Regions from separate parts of the Homo sapiens genome. Here region 2 is linked to region 1. Evidence: read pairs that join two places in POLR2A ChIA-PET (ENCODE). Cell type or tissue: CD4-positive, alpha-beta T cell. All regions are shown on one strand. Each heading gives the region's core, and the rest is flanking DNA. Links, peaks and the distances in the headings are about the cores only.

Region 1 (10,728 bases), core at 1,791-9,790:
ACTCTATCTCTGGAAGAGCAAACCTGGTGCTCTTGTGTGCTCATCATTTTGCATGCAGCTTTAGGGTGCAGGAATCCCTGGCTTAAGAACCTTTAAAGCTACATCCCCTTTTCTAACATTTGACATCTTTTGCAGTTGTTGGTTTTCTTGTCTCTCTCTCCACCAGACTGAGCTCCATGAGGGCAGGGCTGTGACTTGTTAACCACTGTATTCTCTGGGCCTAGCACAGTGCTTGACACATGAGGACACATCTGATATGTGTTTGGTGAATTGAATAAATGAGCAAATATCTGCCCTAGAGAGAATCATGTTCTCTTTGGAGAAACAGGACATGCATGTTAGCAGATGTAAGTGGAAGATGGAAAGGGCTAACAAGATATGCAGTTGACAGACATTCTCTGAAAGTTCAGAGTCTGAGGTGGCTGTCTGGGCCTCTTGGGAAGAGCTAGCAGAAGAGAGCACTTGGGTTGACCACAAACATGGAAGGGCTTACAGGGCTCATCTTCTGTTTTCTGGAAATATTTTCTCAAACTATTAGAGATGAGTGAAGGAGCAAGAGTGACCAAGTCCTTGATGGTTTTCCTCCTCCAGAATTACTGAAGCCCATGGAATTATGAGATGTCAAGAGAACCTCCCTTCTTTTTTTTAAATTTTCTACTCCAATAAATACTTTTTCAATGCTTGTTTTATGCCAAGCACTTTGTTACGTGTTGAGGATAAGCCGCTTGGTTCTTTGCTAGGTATTAAGTACTAACTTGTCCTCAGAATTTGGACCAATGCCTTGAGTTTGGGAATACTTTTATTAAGGTTATTAGTTAGGGTGAGATTTTATTGAGGGATGTATTAGAAATGACACAGGGTCTAGAGTTAGGCCAAAGTTCAAATCTCAGTCCTGCCTCTTAGTATCTATGTGTAAATCCCTCTTGAAATGCCAATTTTGGCCGGGCACGGTGGCTCATGCCTGTAATCCCAGCACTTTGGGAGGCCAAGGAGGACAGATCGTCTGAGGTCGGGAGTTCAAGACCAGCCTGACCAACATGGAGAAACCCCATCTCTACTTAAAAAACAAAACAAAACAAAAAACAAATTAGCCAGGCATGCTGGCGCATGCCTGTAATCTCAGCTACTCGGGAGGCTGAGGTAGGAGAATCACTTGAACACGGGAGGCAGAGGTTGCGGTGAGCTGAGATCATGCCATTGCACTCCAGCCTGGGCAACAAGAGCAAAACTCCATCTCGAAAAAAAAAAAGAAATGCCAGTTTTATAATTTGTAAAATGGAAATAATACTGTCTACCTCCTGGACTTGTTTCAAGGGTTAAATGAAATAATGTGGGTCAGATACACATTAGTGTACCTTAGCAGAAGGTCAGGTATACAGTAGTGACTATTAGTATGACTATTTTTAGGGCCCATTTAAACTAAAGTCTTAGTTTGGTGTAGTCATTTTTGCTGGTTCATAAGAGATAATAAGATTGGATTCTACAAGCTTTCTCAGAAAATAAGTGGTGTCTTTGAGCCCTTAGTTTTTCTTTCACATCATTTTTTTCTTGCTTGTTTAAGTTTTAAGTACTTAATATAGAAAATTAGAAATTTGAGGGTCATGTAAAGGAGCAAGGAGAAGTCTCCTAAAGACCTACTGTCTAGAAAACTGTGTCTTAACCTTTTCTGAATCATAGACGCCTGTAAGAATCTGATAAAAATGACCTGTCATCCCCCTAGAAAAAGTGAACTTTTGCACATATATAAAAATATTTTCTTACAATTCCAGGCGTTTCCATTTATTTACCCCAAAGTTACAAAACCCTAACCTGACTTTCAACCACAAATTCCACAGGCAGAAAACAGTCAGCCCAGGCTCTGATTTACACTGCTGTGAGGGCTTCTGAATCTCTTGGTTCTTACAGTCCGGCTGCTCTATTTTTTAAGTCTTATTTTTTGAGGGCTAACTCCTTAAACAAAGAATTGGCTATCTTTGATTATCTTTTGCAGTGTAATTACCAACTGGACCCTCATCAATGAACTTTTTAATAGCTTAACTTCTGATTTCCTTGTGTATGCATGTTTTTGTTTGTGTGTCTCAATAAACTCAAGAGAGAGATTGTGGATCCTGTCTTATGGGTGGAGGAGTAATATACTGTTTTTCCCTTGTTTCTTTACCTGTTCATTCTGCCCCAGGGCACTGTGCTGAGGCCTTTCACAGGCTTTCACTGGCAGTCAGAGAAGAGAGAACAGGGTGGAGGGTCTCAGGTCCACCTGATCTGGCAGTTAAGGGAGCAGGCGGGGTTTGGAATGTCTCCCCCGCTACTTTTCTCTCCGTTCCAGTCATTCAGCTCTAGAACTGTGTCAGGATGGGACTTTGGATTGGTGGAGGAATCATGTGCAGTCCGTGCAGCTTGGAGGTGGGTGTCTGCAGCCCACATGCTGTACTGTACTTTATTTTCTTGGCTCTGGTGTATGAATTCCACAGAGAGAAAACAACTGCCCAGGCTCTGTTTTCACACTCACATTGAGGCTTCTGGATCTCTTGTTTCTTGCAGTTAGGTTGCCCTTTATTTCAGTCTACAAAGACATGTGTTGCCTGTCTTTCCTGAAATCAGCAGCCCTTGTTGAATGGGCCTGGCTTTCGATAAACCCGTGTGTTGTATATAGAGTGCAGGCTGAAGGCAAGGGGCCTCAGGACCGTGGAAATGTGGTGCTGCTATTGCCGTTATTTACAGCCCTGCCTTCTCTCTTTTTTGGATTATTATCAGGGCCTCCAGCTGTTCTCCCTGCATGTGATCTAGCTTCCACCCTGCATCCAAAATTTCGTTCAAAAATGCCCATCTGTTGATGTCATTTCCCTGTTGAAAACCTCTCAATGGTGCTACACCTGGGATAAAGTCCCAGCTTGACTTACAGGGCTTGTCAAGCCCTGGCCCCATCTACCTCTCCAGCTTCCTTCTTCTCACTGTTACTCCATGTACCAGCCACACCAACCTCTCGCCATTTCACCAAAATTTATTCTTTTGGTACTTTCTTCTCTTTGCACGAATGGATCCCAGATTCAGCTCATCCTTCCTCACCTTTGCTGCCTGTAGAACTCGTCCTCATCCTCTAATACCTCTCTCAAATGTGACCTCTTAATAGGATGCCTGACTGGAGTTCCCAGGAGAGATTTGTTGCTCCCTCCTCTGTGTTCTTGGGATTTAGTATAGCGTAGTGGTTACAAATATGGACTCTAGAGTCAGACTCCCTGGGTTTCAACCCAACTTGGCCTTTCCTAGGTGTGTGACTGTGGGCAAAATGAATTACCTACCCTCCTGTGCTCAGTTTCTTCATCTGTAAAATGGCAATAATATTAATAAACCTCAAGGTTGTTGTGAGGATTAAAAGACTTTAAAGTGCTTAAGTGTGTGGCCATAGTTAGCTCTCAAGAAATGTTACTTATTATTGTTGTTATCACAATACTTTGTGTATAACTGTCTACTAAGCTCTTATCACCTCTGTTTATAAACACTTTTGTATATCTGCCTTACTAGACTTGTGTTCCTTAAGGACAGGTGCATATCTTGTTCACTTTTTCTGGCCTTGTATATGGAAGTTTACAGTAAATGTTGGTTAAATGAGTGATTGCACACAGATTTGCCTTCACAATGGAAGTGGGCAATAGATAGAGTAAGGAATGCTTAAGGCTGGGTTTGTAGGTGATCACAGACCCAAAGCTGATGTGACCTTGATGTTACCTGGTTTATCCTCTTCTGTGCCTGAATCCCTTCTGCTGCCTCCTGGAGCCCAGGAAGTGCTTTTATGTTTCCAAGACAGGGCAGGAGACCATCTGGAAGGTAAACATATCCCAGGTACCACATTTATGTCATTTTGTTTTTGTTGTAAACTCTAGGTGACATGTCTGAGAGTAAAGCCAAAAAGATAGAAATCAAGGACGTGGATGGGCAGACGCTGAGTAAGCTGATTGACTACATCTATACTGCTGAAATCGAGGTGACTGAAGAGAATGTCCAGGTAAACTCAGGCTCACTAATAGCTCAGTGTATTGCACACTCAGGACCCACCATTTTACAGCGTTATTTTATTTAACCCTCACAACAATTCAGTTGGTTACTGAAGAGGAAACTAAAGCTCCAGAGAGGTCAGGTGACCTGCCCTGGGCCACATGGCCAGGAGGTGGTCGAGCTGGTCCTCAAACTCATGCCTTCCTGGCTTGGGCACCCATGCTTTTAGCCACTAGGCCATGATATCCCTGAATGAGCCTGGGCCCCGGGAGTAGAAGATCTTTAACTCATGTCTTCAAAATCTTGTGAAGGAAAAGCTGGGAGCTTAGGTGACTCCTATTCTCCCCAGGTCATCGTCTCATCTCAGAATTCAAACAGGTGAATAACTTTTGGGTACTAACAGTAAGTGCAAAGTAATTTGGCATAAAATGAGTAGAGGGGAGGTAGTAGAAGTCTATAATTGGAACCAGCTCTCTTTGCTCTTTTCATCATGTATTTATTTAATAACTTTTTTTTCCTGTAAAATACAAAGTGTTTACAAACTTGGATAATTAGAAGATATTCTACTCTGGATCCTTATTGCCTGGTTAGGATTAAGAGGTACATAAAGCAAGGTACAGTTTATGTGGACATAATGTTCACTGTTTGGTGGTCCTGAGTCCAGAAGCTTCTGTCTTATGAGGTTGGGTTATGTCACCCTCCCAGCATGTGGATGCATTCACCAAACTGAAAATTCTCTGAACCTCATTGTTTGGGGACTTTTAATCTCTTCACTTTAAACTGTGGTTAGGTCAAGGGTGATGTTGGAGAAAAAACAAGAAAGATTGGCAAGGGGCTGGGCATGGTGGCTCACACCTATAATCCCAGCGCTTTTGGAAGCTGAGGCAGGCAGATCACCTGAGGTAAGGAGTTCGAAACCAGCCTGGCCAACACAGTGAAACCCTGTCTCTACTGAAAAGACAAAAATTAGCTGGGCGTGGTGGCAGGTGCCTTTAATTCCATCTACTTGGGAGGCCGAGGCAGGAGAATCACTTGAACCCAGGAGGCGGAGGTTGCTGTGAGCTGAGACTGCACCACTGCACTCCAATCTGGATGACAGAGCGAGACTCTGTCTCCAAAAAGAAAAAAAAAAAAAGATTGGGAAGAAGAGAGTTTGGATAAAAACATGGATTCTTCTTCATGCTGTTATGTATCTGCTGAGGCGGTTGCTCACAGGTTGTCTGTGAAGACAGGAGGTATTGAGGATTTGGTGCACCGAGGAGATGAGCATGGAGGCACTGGGGCTTTCCTGAAAGCCTTAGAAACAAGGGTCAGAGATCTGGGGCTTGGTTAAATGGCTGTGAGAGCTACACCTGGAGTCCCTTCCCAGGCACACGTACCTTGGAGGGACCCTGAGTTCCTGTTCCGTGGTGGAGGTACCAGCAGTCATACTTTTATAAGCAAGCATGTGCCCATCAATTCACATGCATTATTCCATTCAATTTTTATAATCACCCATTGGACCATACCAATATGATTCCTCCTTTACAGCTGAAGAAACTGGTGCTCAAAGGGGTTAAATAAACTGCCACGGTCACATAGAGAGTAAGTGGTAGAGTTGGAAGCTGAAGCCAGCCCCCTCTGACTCACTGTGCTCTGTGGCTATGATGAATTCTAGTTTCTCATGAAATGAATGATCAGAACCTTGACTTTGGCTCATAATTATTTACAATAATAAAAACTAACATCAACTGAGCACTTCCTATGTACCAAGCACTGTGCTAACTGCTTTAAATTTTTCTCATTTGATCCTCATAACAAACCTTATTGTCCTCATTTTATTTTTGAGGAGACAGAGGCATTGAGAGGTTAAGTAATTTGTCCTCAGTTGCATGGCTGGTAAGTGGAGGAGTCAAAATTCAAAATGACGCTTAATCACAGTGCTGTTCTGCCAGCTTTCCTGTTCATCTATATACCCCCCCACCTCTTTTCCTTTCTTTCTTTATGTGGCACTGATTCTGTGCCAGACCCACTGTGTGATTGGGGCAGAGACCCTGGGTGGCCCCAACACCTGCGCCCCCTGGCTGATGCCCTCCCTCTGTGCATGGCCCTGCCTCCCTGCAATTCCAGGAGAAGGTGCTTTCTGAGGCAGGGCATTTCCTTTTGTTTTTGCTAGAGGAAGCAAACTCTGTGGCAGGATATCCTCTGCTGTGTTTTCATGTTATCTGAGGAAGAAAAAAAAACAAAACGGGGCCTGCACATGAAAAATGGAGGGGAAGCCATTGCAAGCTGAAGGGTAACCTGTAGACTCTTGCTGGGGGCCATTTCAGGGCCTGTTTTCCAAGAACTGTAATGCTGAGGTGGCAGAAGGCAAGCTAGAAGATTTTTGACTTACGGTAATCTTCCATCCTGATGGGTGGATTTGGCCAACTACTCCTCTGATCTCAGCCTCCTCCCTCCAGGGACCAGGCAGTACTGCCTTAGTTATTCTATGAGGATGGTCTTGCTTCAGAGCTGAGGACCTGCACTTGGCCTTTTGTTCATAATCTTGTCACTGCTGCTGCTTTGAAGAAGTAGAGTTTCAGGCAAGATAAGAGAAGAGGAAGTCCTCTCAAAGCCCTGTTGATGTGGGGAGAGGGAACTGAAGACAGTCATTTCATGGATGTATTGCTCTTTTTTCTTTCAGGGCCTCTGGGAATGTATTTTGTACTTGTGTCTAGATCCCAGAACCCCATTGGATGGGGCCCTAATTTATCCCTGAGACCCAGAGTCTGAGCAGTGATACATCTTCCAGCCTCCAAGCCTTCCCTTCAGCATTCTGATTTCCTTGACTTTTTTTTCCCACACTTTTCTGTATGAAGCAAGTAGAAGGAAGAAAATGGCCTTTGACTCTAAGCTAGTCTCAGAGTCAAAGAGAGGGAAAGAGCAACTAGAGAAACCAGAAGGCCCATTCATTTTAGGAAGTCGGTTTGGGAAGGCTTTTGGGTAGGAGTGGACTCAAACAGGATAAGGGGTGTGGAGAGGTAGAAAGCCTTATAATTTTTGCCTACTAAGTGGGTATTGTGAACAGTAGGGAAGTTGAAAGCCATGTGGGTAGCTCTATCCAGGGAGGTTTTAAAAATGGAAAGTGTAACCTAAGGAGTATATTCAGGAAATATTTATTATTTCATTTCTCTGGCTGGTTGTCATGAGCTTGAGAATTTAAGCACCACACTGTGCTGCTGTCTCCTTGGAAGAGGGGAAGGGGGAAGGGACTGTGTGTCACTGGCATGATCTTGTATATGCGTATGGGGTTGGGGAGCTCGCTGGAATGCAGTCTGAGGGCAGATTGGACTCTCAGAAATCCTCTTGGATGGTGGGTGGTGGGGAGAGGGTTGCTGTTGAATTCCTGCCTCTTCTCACATCTGGCCCTTTTGGAGTTTACCACACCTCTGAGTAGGGTTTGTGCTGGCCAACATTTGATGGCTTCCTCTCCCTCAGGGCTTCTGAGGGTCACTGGTTAGAGGTTACTCCTCCCTAGGATGAACACCTATCCTATTTTGCCCAGAAGCGAGGGGCCTTCTGAGAGGGGGACTTTCAGTGGTAAAAATGGCAAAGTCCCAGGTAAATCAGCATGATTGGTCAACCTATGGCCTTGACACCAGTCTTAACTCTAGCTGATACTGGCCAGGGGGTGTCATGGAGGTCATTTGGAGACTGGGAGCAGAGCTTTTTATTCCTGGTGTGCATTCAGCAAGAATGGTTAATGGATCCCCATTTGACTAGCAGGCAGAGACTAATCTGGTCCTGGAATCTGTTCGGCCGGGCTGAGCAAGCTCACAGGTTAATTGAGTTTCCCAGTTTATGGCTGCTTAGAGGAGATGATGGCTGCTTAGTGGGGAGAGAGTTCAGGTGGTTAGATTTGGATCCTGGCTGTGTTCATTTATAGTCCAAAACTTTCAGAAGAGGGTGATTTTATCTTTTTCTTTCTCAGGAATGTATTAGTGGTTCAGAAAATATCACAGACATGGTGTTAATTTACTGTTTTCCTGCTGGGGATATAGGATAGTGGAAGAGAGGATGGAGGAAGGGAAAAGGAGCACGTTTTCTAGAACTCAGCTGTCGTGAGAGAGAAGTGTAAGCCTGTGGGTAGGAGCAGCTTTCCTTGTTGAGCGTAGGCATTTGGCTCAGGAGTTCGAGCACTGATAGTGGTGGCTCTTGGTGGTTATTGTCTGTGGGCAGGGATAATGAAGGGTGACCGACTGTCCCATTTTTAGCCCTGAAAGTCCTGGGAAACCCCCAGTCCTGGAAAAACTAGGACTGTTGGTAAACCCAGTGGAGGGACAAAGCCCCCAAATGGGCAGTGGGGCAGAGTTTTTGGCCTGAGTACATAAAAGTGATGAGAGTCAGAGCTGAGGACTCAGAGCTGTCTTGGGAGAAAGAGTCCAGAATTTAAAGCACTTAAAAAAAAAAAAAAGAAGTCTTTTTCAAGTGTCCTGAATCAAGAAAACAAATGCATCTGCAGCCCATATCTTCCTGGGCAAGCCCTTGTGGCTGGGAACAGCTAGAGTGTAGCTGGCTCAGTCACTCTCTCAGAGCCAGGGCAGCAGCTGAGAGCAAAGGCCTGGGGCAAGGGGATTATTTTGGGGTGAAGTGGATGCCAGGGTCCCCAAGATAAGCAGCCTTAAATCAAGCTATTCTGTAGTGTGATTTTTTTTCTAAATTTCTTTTTGGAAAATCATTCTCAGACTACCTGCTGCTTCCATAGGTGAAGGGCAGGGTAGCAGAGCTGGAGTGGGACAGGACTTTGGCCTTTTGTCCTGTATGTTTGATCTAGAGGCAGGCTTCAGCAGCTGAGGGAAAGTCCTAGGGAAAATTGATAGAGGTTGGCTGTCTGAGCACCCAGCGGGCCTGCTCAAGCCAGTCTTCCCTGACCCTTAGGAAAAACACATGCATATACACCTGAGCAAGAACTATTTCTGTCTTTCAGGATATAGTATAAATAGTCATGTGTCCTGTGACCTTTTAAATGGAAACTTAGCTCTCCTTTCTCTAAGAATGTACCTAAAGATGTTCTTTGCTTTGTATCTGTTTGATGGGAGAATAAAGTGTCGTTGCCTGAGTCCTGAGGGATTTGGAATGAATCTTGTTCCAGTAGACTCTAAGCTCCAGGAGAACAGGATCTGGTTTCTCTTGCTTACCCCTGAATCCCAGAGCCTAAACTAGTGCCTGGCACATAGATGTTCAGTAATTAATCATTCATTAAGTACCTTTCTGAATGAGGACAGTACACTGAAGGTTGTGGGACAGTGGCTCTCAAACGTGGCTGTACATTAGAAGCACCTGGGGAGCTTTAAAAAACATCTTAATGTCCAGGCCACACTCCATACCTATTGAGTTAGATTCTTTTAGGGCAAGACCTAGACATCAGTAGTTTTAAAACTCTTAAGGTAATACCAGTGTGCAGCCCAGTATGAGAACCATTGTGTGTGTGTGTGTGTGTGTGTGTGTGTGTGTGTAGAGTTTTGTTACTCAAAGTGTGGTTTGTGGACCAGCAACTGCAAGCATCACTTGAGTTCTTATTAGAAATGCAGGCTCTCAGATCCCATCCTAGACCTAATGAATTAGAATCTGCATTTTAATAAGATCCCCAGGGATTAAAGACTGGGAAGCATGGCTGTAGGGATACAGAGAATCTGCTGGTGTTTAGGGTCCGTGAAGGGCAGAGTAGTGGGAAATAAGGCTGGAAAGCAGGCTAGGAAGTTTGGACTTACTGGCGGGCAGTGGAGAGCCATGAAAAGATCTTGAGCATGGGAGTGATATGATAGGAAAAGGCAGATGAGTCTCTGCCAGTGGGATCCAATATCTGAGAATGTCACCTTCTCTTGCAGGTGCTGCTCCCGGCAGCCAGCTTGCTGCAGCTCATGGATGTTCGGCAGAACTGCTGTGACTTCCTGCAGTCTCAGTTGCATCCCACCAATTGCCTGGGCATCCGTGCATTTGCAGATGTACACACCTGCACTGACCTTCTGCAGCAGGCCAATGCCTACGCAGGTAAGGGGGAGCCGGACTGCTGCACCTCCTCCGAGTTTGTGGATCTAATCACCTGGTCTTCTGCAGACTCCTCAAAGATTATGAGAAGTGGTCTCTGCTGTGAAGCAGCTATGATTTAGTTAGGGATACAGGTGGAAAGATAATTAATGATAGGACAGTTTAGCTCATTGCCAAGTGGAAAATGATTAATTGCCAAGGGGATGGTACAGACAGTAATTTTCACTAGAGTAGAGGAAGGAGATCCAAGAAGATTTGGGGAGTGGGGAGAGCAAACTGAGCTAGGTCTTGAGCTACGTCTTGTTATTGTTAAGAAAAGCTTTGTTTTTATCTGAGCGTTCCATAAACATTCTTTTAAAAGTCACGTACTGGCTGGGCGCAGTGGCTCACGCCTGTAATCCCAGCACTTTGGGAGGCTGAGGCAGGCGGGTCATGAGGTCAGGAGATCGAGACTATCCTGGCTAACACGGTGAAACCCCCGTCTCTATTAAAAATACAAAAAAAAAAAAATTAGCGGGGCTTGGTGGCGGGCGCCTGTAGTCCCAGCTACTTGGGAGGCTGAGGCAGGAGAATGGTGTGAATCCGGGAGGCGGAGCTTGCAGTGAGCCGAGATTTCGCCACTGCACTCCAGCCTGGGTGACAGAGCGAGACTCCATCTAAAAAAAAAAAAAAAGTCACGTACTATTGCAGGGCTTATAACGATGAGGAGTGCCCTGCTCCACCTTTCCA
Region 2 (10,728 bases), core at 132-8,131, 50 kb before region 1:
ATTTTTTGATTGGAATATCTGTAGTGTTTTTCAGGTCATTTAAAAAGCTCTCATTGGTACTGATTTACTGTATCCAAAAAAAAGCCTGCAAGTGGTTAAGGTTCACAGTGATAACTATCAAATCAGAATGACTATACTGATTGTACCCATTCATCCATTTTTAACTTAGTGATTTGGAACGTTTCATATTCAAATCTAATTTTCATAATTTTTAAGTAAACCTAAAAGATTGAGGATACTTGAGAAATTTGCATTTATGATTTCCTTCAAAACCAGAAGTGATGGTATCAGTTATTGGATTTGTAAACTTAGTTTACCTTTTAAGTGTGCTTAAGTTTTGAGAGTTTGCATTTTAGGTTAAATTTTGTCTGCCCGCGTCTGCTGATTGCAGATAGGCATTTGGATGTTGGATTTGGAGCAGAACTGCATCTAGACTACACGGATTTTACCCAAAAAGACAGCACTTGCACTTAGGCTAAGTGTCTTTCTCCATCGTAACCAATTTATTGAATCACTTTAAGAGTGATCATTGGGGAAATTTTCCTCCTCAGCCTTATTTTGGCCTTTTGAAACAGCAACAAAGACTGCCTAGTCAAATAACTCCTTAGCTGTCCTGCTTTTGAGTGAACTTCATATTTGCCTTGAATGAGAATTTAAATGTTACAAGGTAAAACATTTATTATAAAAAGATATTTGAAAGCTGCTATTTAAAAAGGAATTCCAAAGTAGGAAGACTAGAAGGGCAATTCTCTATTTTCCACCTATTTTTTTTACTTTGATTTGAAGCCAGATGATTTGAACCTTCAGAGAGGGAAAGGATTCAGGAAGACACCTTTGGTAGTTATTCTTAACTGTTTCCTTCTCTATTCAGGCAGGCTTTCTTTGTCTCTTTAATTCTTTTACCACTTTGTATGGTTTACTTAAAAAATCTATCTGAAATAGCTATCATTTCCTGCTATAAAGTTCTCAAGTGTAAACTTTTGCCATTTAAACAGTGTGCTTATTTCCCAGTGTTTACCGTCAATTTCATTGGGTGTTAGGCACCTTTGTGTAAGACAGTTCTATAATGTGGAGGTACACAGCAGTGAGACAAACATGGTTGCTGTCTTCATATACCTTGCGTTCTGGTTGGAATTCAATTTATTTTGAAATGGGAATTCAATTTATTTTGAGATGATGCATCTTTTCCTTTACAGCATTGTGTCACAATCTCATATTGTTCACACCATCAAAATTGGAGTTAGCTCCATTGTCATTGAATGTACATTCTCTGATGAAAATTAAGACTCTTTTCTCCTTAATTGATTACTTTTTAGAAATCAAAGGTGTATTTTGTCTTTGATGCTTACGTTGCAAATGTAATTTGCTTCATAGTGGGTATCTGATTTAATATTTCATAGCCCTTAAGGACGTAAATTTGGGCATCCAATAGACCAAATTCTGTTCCTGACACAGTCACTTTCTAGCACTGCGACCTTGGACAAACTGGCCCGAGCCTCACTTGCCTTATTTGTAAAAAAATAGGCTATGGTAATACCTGCTACATAGGATTGTTGGGCAGATTCAGTGAAAGAATGCATATAAAGAAGGGCTTACTGTAGTCTCTGGTACACAGTAATTTTACTATATGGCCCCTAATGAAGAGGTGGGACAGACTAGCAAAAGGCATACTTTTATATCTTAGTACCCGAGATATGCATGGTCTTTAGGCTTTGCTCTTTACTTGCTGGGTGAGCTTCCATGTGGTAGTTCTCTAAATCACTGCTGCTTCAACTCTAGTAGGAGAGAGATGAATTCTGCTAGCCATCTGTAATGTTTTAAGTATTTGTTAATATTAGGAAGGTATAAATAATGTGAGTGTTGAGGAGAGGTGACTTCAGGTAGGAAGAAGGATCAAGAGAGGCATTGTGGAGCATATAACATTTAACCTTAAAAGATAGGTCTTATAGAGAAGGTGGGAGGAGAAAGAGGGCATTTTAGGTGGAGGACAGATAGGCAGAAACATGGAGCGTATTTGGAGAAGTATGCATATTGGATGCCAAACACTAGGTACATTTACAAATGTTCTCATTGCATCATTCAGTAACCTTCACAGATAAGGTTGCTAAATCTCATGCCAGAAAAGTAACTCCCAAGGACCCCCAGCTGGTGACATGGTAGAACTGAGAGTTGAATCCAAGTTTGACCAATTCTAGTTGTTTCGCTCCTTCTACTAAGCTTCATTGACTTCCAGCTAACAAATGTCTAATTTGTACTAAGATAAAAGAGAGTTGTGAGAAATAAATTGAGAAAATGAAGTTGGAACCAGGTTACTGAGGTCTTTGAGTAGTAGGCTAAGGAGTTTGGACTTAGGGTAGGCAGTAAAAGTCATTAAAGGTTTTTGAGCAACAATAATGGTAGTGAAACTAATTCACAAAGATTAGTCCAGTAGCACTGAGTAACATAAATGGCAGTGGGGGATGTTTCAAAGTGGCAAGTTTGCTAAGACAACTGATGTTAACCAGGTAAGAGAATGAGAGCATGAACAAAGAGCAATGGAAATAGACTGACAAAGAAGTTGAGGTAAGTTGTGAAAGCATAATTGACAAATATTTGGATATATGAAGAATGAGGAAGAGAGAGTAGATTAATCAAAATTACTGTGTGAGAGGATGGTGATGCCACTGGTAATAGGAAGAGAAGATTTAGAGGGAAGATTTGGACATAGTTGAAGATGCTGGTAGCACATTGAAGCATTGTGTCTTGCGCATATAGCTTTACAAAATGGCCATTGTGCTGGATATTCTTTTTGCCCTTCCTGATCTATTTTCCATCTTTATCTCTCTTGTTCTGTGTTCCTGGGAGGCTGACAAATAAAGAACTGCATACTCTCTTTTCTGGCTTTATTCATGGTGGGTTTGGACAGTGATAGAAAAGTGAGGCTGAAATATTTGCTCCTTCTCTTTCTCATATACTTAGCAAGAGATTGTGAGTGGCCACAGCTCTGCTCCAGTGGCCCTCTTATAGCTCTAGGTCTTTTCTGGCTTCTCGTAACTGTCTCCTATTGCTAGATTCTCTAGTCCCAAGAAGGTTCAAACCTTGTTGATTTGCCTTAACTGTGCCCATACCCTTGTAAATAGTTCCTTTTATTAAAACTCTTCAATAACTGAATATACTGTGGTCATCTCTTCAGTGAAATTAAAAAAAAAAACTTCTTTCACATTTTCTTATGACTTGATCTTCCCACACCACCAAACGTGAAGATCTAGCTATTTGCACTAGGTTACTATCCCTAAATTCAGTGCCTCCCTGTTTCTTAGTATGTCAAGTTAAAATTTGTTACTCTTCTGCTGGGTGATTGTGCTGGAAATACAGAAGAAAAAGACAAAAATCCCTGCCCTCAAAGAGCTTATATTTTACTGGGGAGAGACAGGCAATAAGACATAATCAATTATATGGTATGTTAGAAGATGAGAAGTATAGAAAAAATTAGGGTGAGGAATGGCGATTGTTGCAAGGGATGTTTGTGAGGATAGCATACTTTAAAATAGGTGGTATGGGTAGGTCTCTCAGAAAGTGACATTTGAGCAAAGACTTGAAGGAAATGTGGGAGTGAGCAATATAGGTATGGGAAGAGCATTCTAGGTAGAGGATTAGGAAGAGCAAAAGCCCTGAAGCAGGACTGTGTCTGGCCTCTGAAGAAATGCAAATTGTTCAGGGTTGTTGGACCTGAAGGAAGAGGAGGAAAGGAATAATGAGGCCAGAGGGGCCAGATCATGTAGGGATTTGTAGGTTGTTGTAAGGATTTTGGTTTTCACTAAATGAATGGTGAACCATTTCAGTTTTGAGCAGAGGAGTTCCATGATCTGATTTGAATTTTAAAAGATGTGTTTCCCAAAATTCCTATTCCTTTCATACAGCTGCTTTCAATGAAGGTTTATAAGGAAAGCAATCAGAACTACTTGGATAAGGTATAAGTGATCCACAATCTTTTCAACTCTACCATAGGTATCTACATATATATGTTGAGAGATGCTGCTTTTTGGCCAAAATGAATCTTGAATTGGGGGTGTGCAGAAAAAGTTATATCTGGCCTGAGGCTGGTATCTTTTAGAGTGGCCTACTTGCATGGTTGGCCCTTATCTGAACACGTGGATTTAGGGGTATTCTCACTGTTCACTAATAAAGGTGGTTCACTGTACCTAGACTGTTCAAACAAGATGATTTATGCTAAACACCTGCTTTCCTTCTGGGAGTATGGAATTTTGGTACATGCCAGGTAAAGGATGTCTATATGACCAAACTCCCAATGAAAACCTTGCATACTGAGTCCCTAGGCAGAAACATCCCTCGTATAAAAATGTGCTCTGTGTGAATCTTCATGGGAGGGAGAGATCCTAAAGAAGCCTGCACATGGATTCCTCCAGATTCTGCTTATGTCTTTTTCCTGTATGATCCAACTGTGTACACTTACTGTGTCACTGTAATAAACTTTAGCCATGAGTACGATACTTAGCAGTGCTGAGTTTTGTGAACCCTTCTATCAAATCTCAATATGGGCTTGGTCCGGGGGATCCCTGACACAGGCAGATTTTTTTTTTTTTTTTCAAAGAGTCACCAAGTTAATTGGAAAACATCAGGTTATGGATAGAAGGAGCAGTTGGGCAACCTGTCACAGAAGTCAGCCAGCTCTGTCTAGTGGAGAGCTCTTCTGAGCTGTTTCTGCTTTGTTAATTCCTTTTCTTTCTCCAAAAGCTTCCCTCCATTTGGTTTTGTCACACTTTATACATTTGTAACAAACTGCTGACCGGAATTTGTCCATCAGGTTATGAAAAATGGCAAATGAGGAGAGTAAAATTATGGATTTATTTATTAAGAACTATTAAAGTATTCATATGCTCTGGGACACCATTACTAGGAATTTAACCTTAACAGAACAGTTTATTGAAAAATTTATTGAAAGGAAAACAGTCTTTGCATAAAAATTATGACGTAGCAAAAAATTGGAAACTAAATGTCAAATATTAGGGAAATGTTAACTGTGGTCTGTCAAAAGGTGAAATATTAACTCAGTGTTATCAGGTGAATGAATTAACAAGATGTGGTATATACATACAATGGAATATTCAGCCATAAGAAAGAATAAATTTCTGGTATATGCTACAAGATGAATGAAAACATGCCAAGTGAAATAAGCCTGCACAAAAGGACATACTATGATTGCACTTAAATGAGGTACCCAGAGTAGGCAAATTCAGAGAGATAGAAATGGGAAATTACTGTTTAAGGGATACAGAATTTCTTTTCAGATGTTGAGAAAGTTCTGAAAATGGATAGTGGTGATTGTTATACAACATTATGAATGTACTTAATGCTGATGAATCGTATATTTAAAAATGGTTAAAATGGCTTTTTTTCTTTTTTTTGGAGGCCGGGTCTTACTCTGGTGCCCAGGCTGGAGTGCAGTGGCATGATCATAGCTCACTGGAGCTTCGAACTGTGGGCTCAAGTGATCCTCCCACCTCAGCCTCCCCCGTAGCTAGAACTGACTACAGGCACGCGCCACCACAGCTAGCTAATTTAAAAAATCTTTTTGTAGAGATGGAGTCTTGCTATATTGCCCAGGCTAGTATTGAACTCCTGGGCTCAAGTGATCCTCCCACCTCAGCCTACCAAAATCCTGGGATTACAAGTGTGAGCCACCACACCTGGCCTAAAATGGCAAATTTAATGTATATTTTACCACAATAGAAATTGTAATGAAAAAATATATTATTTAACATAATAAATATGTAAGTATATTAAAGTAGTGGGATGAAAAAATTGTATCTTTTAAATATTTTTTTAAAGACAAGGGCTTGCCCTGTTGCCCAGGCTGTAGCACAGTGGTGGTGCAATCATGGCTCACTGCAGCCTCAAACTCCTGGGCTCAGGTGATCCCTCTGCCCATGCCTTCCAAGTAGCTAGGACTACAGGTGCACACCACTATGCCTGGTTAAGTTTTAAAATTTTTTTTGTAGAGATGAGGTCTTACCATGTTCCCCAGGCTGGTCTCAAAACTACTGTGCTCAAGCGGTCCTCTCTCCTTGTCCTCCCAAAGTGCTGGGATTACAGGTGTGAGCCACCATGCCCGGCCAAAAAAATTTTTTAAATGAAATCATGGGACGTTGAAATTACCTATTTGCAAATATTTACAATTATGAATACCTTTTAAAAACTCCATAGAATTATTAAGTTCTCAATTTATTTCTATTCTCATGTCATCCACCCTCTCCCCAACTGGAAGTTGCCTCTTCTCCCACCAAGTTTCCATGATACCCTTTCTGTACTTGACTCTCATACTTTTTACCATTGTATATGCCTATGTCTAATTTTCTCAAACAGCTTGTGTGCTCTTTGGAATTATATTAATATAGGATTTATGTTGTCAGTCTCTGGTACAGCCTGCATAGTAGATATTCAGTGAGACTTAGTTGACTGAATCATAAGCATGCTATTTTACGAAGGTAGAGATTTACCAAAATGTTTGAGCATACGTGCCCATGGGTTTTATATCACTTCAAGTGTGTGCCTGCCTCAATTCTCTGTACTTGCTAGATGTGCAGACCTGATCTCACCCACATACACATCACTGTATTCTTGACTTTAGGGCTTTGCATCATTCATTTATATTTTACCTTTTTATGTAAAACAGCCCAATTTTCTTTGGATCCCGAAAGGAAAGAACTGCAGGCGTGAGGCAGGGGCAGCAGATAGAGGAGAGGATCATTGCAGTCAATTTAAAGTTGCATATGCCTATTGGAAAGTTGTAAGTAAGAAATAATGTTCATTCCTGAATAGAATGTCTGTGAAGGAAGCATATATTTTTTTCCTTCTTAAGCCCCAGTTGTAGTAATTAGGTTTTACTTTTGTTATGAAGAGATGTATACTTTTGCCAGCAGAGGGCACCAGTTGTAGGTTGCAGATTCATGGGAAGACTCAGAGACCAGTGTGCTGGTCTGTGTGAAGCACTCTGCTTGTTGCTTTAGTTGGTCTGCCCCCCACCCACCCGCCTTTTTTTTTTTTTTTTTTTTAATTCCCTTGGGTTCCAGTGGTACTCTTCCAGCTTTCCCCAAGAGCATTCTTTGGCTAGTCCTGGTTAATAAGCTAGGTGCCCAGATGAATCCAGGTGGAAGGACTTTATTATAGTAGCTGTTTGGAAGCCTTGGATGCCAGCTTGTATGTAATATCTTTAGGGGTTCAAAGCTGTTTTTCCTCATCCAGAGGTAAGGTGAAAAAGGCATTAGGCCAGGCATCTGAGGGTCTGGTTCTGCACTGAGGTTGGCTCTCTAAGTAGTTTTGAGCCAGTTACCTTTTCTCTCTGTCTCAATTAGCTTATCTCTAAAATGGAGACAGTAAGATAGGGGTAGTACATTCTGTGTATAGCTAATAGTGGTCTCTTAGGTCAGGCAGACCTGGGTTCAAATTCCAGCTTTGCCATTTACTAACTGTGGGGCCTTGGTTCAAGTTATTTAACTCTCAGAACCTCGATTCTCTCATGTTTAAAAGAGAAATAATAGTCCTACAGGGTTGTGAGAATTAAATGACAAGGGTACATGTGAAGTGTGGAATACAGGGTCTGGCCCAGAGTAAATATTCAAGGAATGGGAGCTATTATTACCATTCAGGGGATGTTGTCTTAAGTCAAAGGAGATGATGGATATGAAGCACTTTGTAAGCTTAAAAATGCAACACAAATGGCATGAGTGATTATACTCTGGAATCTACTTGGCGTGAATTCTTTTACCTTCAGAGGAAGAGTCCTTATTCCTCTGGATAAGGTGCTGTTTTGTTTCTCTTTTGACTTTTTGGGGTCTCAAGTTCCTTTTCAGTTTCTGCCTGGCTGTCTGAGGGCACTTGGCAAGTGCTCCTGAATATGAGAGGGCATTTTGGTGATACAGGTGTGGGTGGACCTTAATTTAGCTTTGGTCTTGTCTACTCCTTGCTGACCTGTTGGTAATAGTAACCAGTGGAGATGTGAAAATAGCTCCAGGAGAGGCCCTACCCTGGTTAATTTTCTTCTTGAACCTAGGACCGAGTGCTCAGGTTCGGTAGCATTGGCACAGACAATGAAAATCATAGCTACTAATGGTTGCTGAGTGCTTATTATAGGCCAGGCTCTCAGCTAAGTGCTTTACATTCTAACCTAACAATGCTGTGAAGTAGGTACTATTGTTCTCACCTTTTTTCGAATGAGAAAAATCGAAGCTTGTAACTTGCCTAGGGTCATGTTTCTGGTAAGTACATTTGGACCTTGCCCTGTCTGATTTTAATGGTCTGGGCTCTTTTCATTGTTCAGGTGATGTTTGCATCTAGCTGTGCATTAGAGTCACCTACGAAGTTCATTAAAATTCCCGTTCCTAGTGGGTGCGATAGCTCACACCTGTCCATCCCAGCGTTTTGGGAGGCTGAGGCGGGAGCACTGCTTGAGCCCAAGGAGTTCGAGACCAGCCTGGGCAACATAGAGAGACCCCGTCTCTAAAACTAAAGGAAAAAAATTAAAAAAATTCCTGTTCCTCAGGCCCTGATTCTATGGGTGTGAGGAAGAGCCGGACCCTGTAGTGTTTTTTCATTTTTCCAGATTTATTGAGGTATAATTTGCATAAATAAACCCATTTTAAGTGTATAGTTTAATGAAATGCAGTACTTGTATACAGTTGTGTAGGTATTACCACAGTCAAGATACGGAACATTTCTATAACCCTAAAAACTTTTCTTCATGCCTATTGATCTGACACCTACCATTTTAACCAGCTGGGCAGATGGTTCTGATGCACAGCTAGGTGTGGGACCATTGTACTGTGTTATGGTGCCTGCAAATGTGAGGAACTGATGTCCTGGAGAAGGAGGGTAAAGGCAAGAAAAGAAAAAGAGCATTTACAAGGAAGAATGATTGGCTTAGCTGTCTTCAGATAAATTTAACTGGCTCCCTGTACAGAGATAGAGTATGGAAGAGAGAACTTTCTAGATAAAACCTAGCTTAAAAAAGTTTCTCCTCCCAACATGGTTTCTTCCTAAGCCACATAAGAGCTGAATGATTCTAAACAAAGTTGGTGTAGATGGCTGAATACATTGCTTTGGGGTAGAGATCTGGGGCCACTAGGGACTTTTGATAAGCTGTAGAAGAAGGCTGGGGTGTGGGAAGGACTGGGCTAAGACAGTGGTCCCTAGGTCACAGACTGGTACTGGTCCATGGCCTGTTAAGAATTGGGATGCACAGCAGGAGGTGAGCAGCCGGCAAGCGAGCATGACCACCTGACCTCTGTCTCCTGTCAGCTCAGCAGTGGCATTAGATTCTCCTAGGAGCATGAACCCTATTGTGAACTGTGTGTGCAAGGGATCTAGGTTGTGCGCTCCTTGAGAAGCTATCTAATGCCTGATGATCTGAGGTGGAACAGTTTCATCCTGAAACCATCATCCCCCCTGACCCCCCACCCCCATCCTTGGAAAAGTTGCCTTCCATGAAACTGGTCCCTGGTGCCAAAAAGGTTGGGGCCTGCTGGACTAAGACACTATTATTGCTGAGCAATCTGAGGATGGGACCTTTTTCTCCAGACAGATACCACATTGATTATTTTGACTCTCCTCTACTGCAGGACTCCAATAGCAACTGTCCTTAATCTGAAGTCCAGTCAGGAAAATTAGCATAGAGCAAACAGGTTCAGACTGTGGTCCAGAGAACATTTGGATAATAAGGTAGAAAATGTAAAATGTGTTTCTGAAACTGGAAAATATTGGGGGTAGGAACTTTGTGCCAGGAGTCTGGAGACTTTGCTTCTTGACTCAGCTCTGCCCCTGGTTTTGCTAGATAACCTTTCTTCCTTTTTTTTTTTTTTCCTAAATTTCATCTTTAATTTTAGATCGAGGGGTACATGTACAGGTTTGTTACATGGGTATCTTGCATGATGCTGAGGTTTGGGGTATGAATGATCCTGTCACCTAGGTAATGAGCATGGTACCCAATAGGTAGCTTTTCAACTACCTTTTTAGGCTTGCTCCTTGTATTAGGTGGTTATTGTGTTGTTATAAAGAAATACCTGAGGCTTGGTAATTTATAAAGAAAAGAGGTTTAATTGCCTCATGGCTCTGCAGGCTGTACAGGAAGCGTGCTGGCATCTGCTTCCGGGGAGGCCTCAGGAAGCTTACAATTGTGGTGGAAGGCAAAGGGGGAGCTGGTATATCACGTGATGAGAGCAGAGGCAAGAGAGTGAGGAGGAAGGTGCCACACACTTTTAAACAACCAGATCTCGAGTGAACTCAGAGTGAAAACTCTTTATTATGGGGACAGTGTGAAACTATTATGAGTGATCTGCCCCTATGACCCAAGCACCTCCCACTAGGCCCTATCTCCAACTCTAACACTGAGGATTACATTCCAGCATGAGATTTGGAGGCTACCAACATCCAAATCATATAACCCCTTTTCCCTCCCTCCATCCTCTAGTAGTCCCCAGTATCTATTGTTCCCATCTTCATGTCCATATGTACCCAATGTTTAGCTCCCACTTATAACTGAGAATGTGTGACATTTGGTTTTCTATTTCTGCACTAATTCACATAGGATAATGGCCTCTCGCTGCTTTCATGTTGCCACAGAGGACATGATTTTATTCTTTTTTTATGACTGTGTAGTATTCCTTGGTATATATATACCACACATTCTTTATTCAGTCCACCATTGATGGGCACCTAACTTGATTTTTTGTCTTT

What was found. Peaks named below come from ENCODE experiments on the same cell type or tissue, not always from the same donor. Only the 100,000 strongest peaks of a DNase experiment are listed, where the experiment ranks them.
Region 2: POLR2A ChIA-PET joins it to region 1 with 6 read pairs; 11 of 35 experiments call an interaction of 5 or more read pairs at or near these places.

What each region holds. Positions count from the first base shown.
Region 1 is chr5:137,691,559-137,702,286 of GRCh38, reverse strand. It overlaps KLHL3 (kelch like family member 3), which reads left to right. Exons shown (of 15, transcript NM_017415.3): 4 at 3,879-4,000; 5 at 9,840-10,002. Among named protein-coding and RNA genes, the nearest start is that of KLHL3, 39 kb to the left of the region's middle. RefSeq lists a silencer at 6,621-6,821 and an enhancer at 5,049-8,009. In CD4-positive, alpha-beta T cell, for the core only: CTCF peaks have their summits at 5,797 and 6,002; a DNase peak (open chromatin) is centred at 6,126; H3K4me3 peaks cover 876 bases; H3K27ac peaks cover 2,744 bases.
Region 2 is chr5:137,739,413-137,750,140 of GRCh38, reverse strand. HNRNPA0 (heterogeneous nuclear ribonucleoprotein A0) reads left to right here. Exons shown (of 1, transcript NM_006805.4): 1 at 1-4,490. Among named protein-coding and RNA genes, the nearest start is that of KLHL3, 8.7 kb to the right of the region's middle. In CD4-positive, alpha-beta T cell, for the core only: CTCF peaks have their summits at 6,641 and 6,879 (motif pointing right); a DNase peak (open chromatin) is centred at 6,940.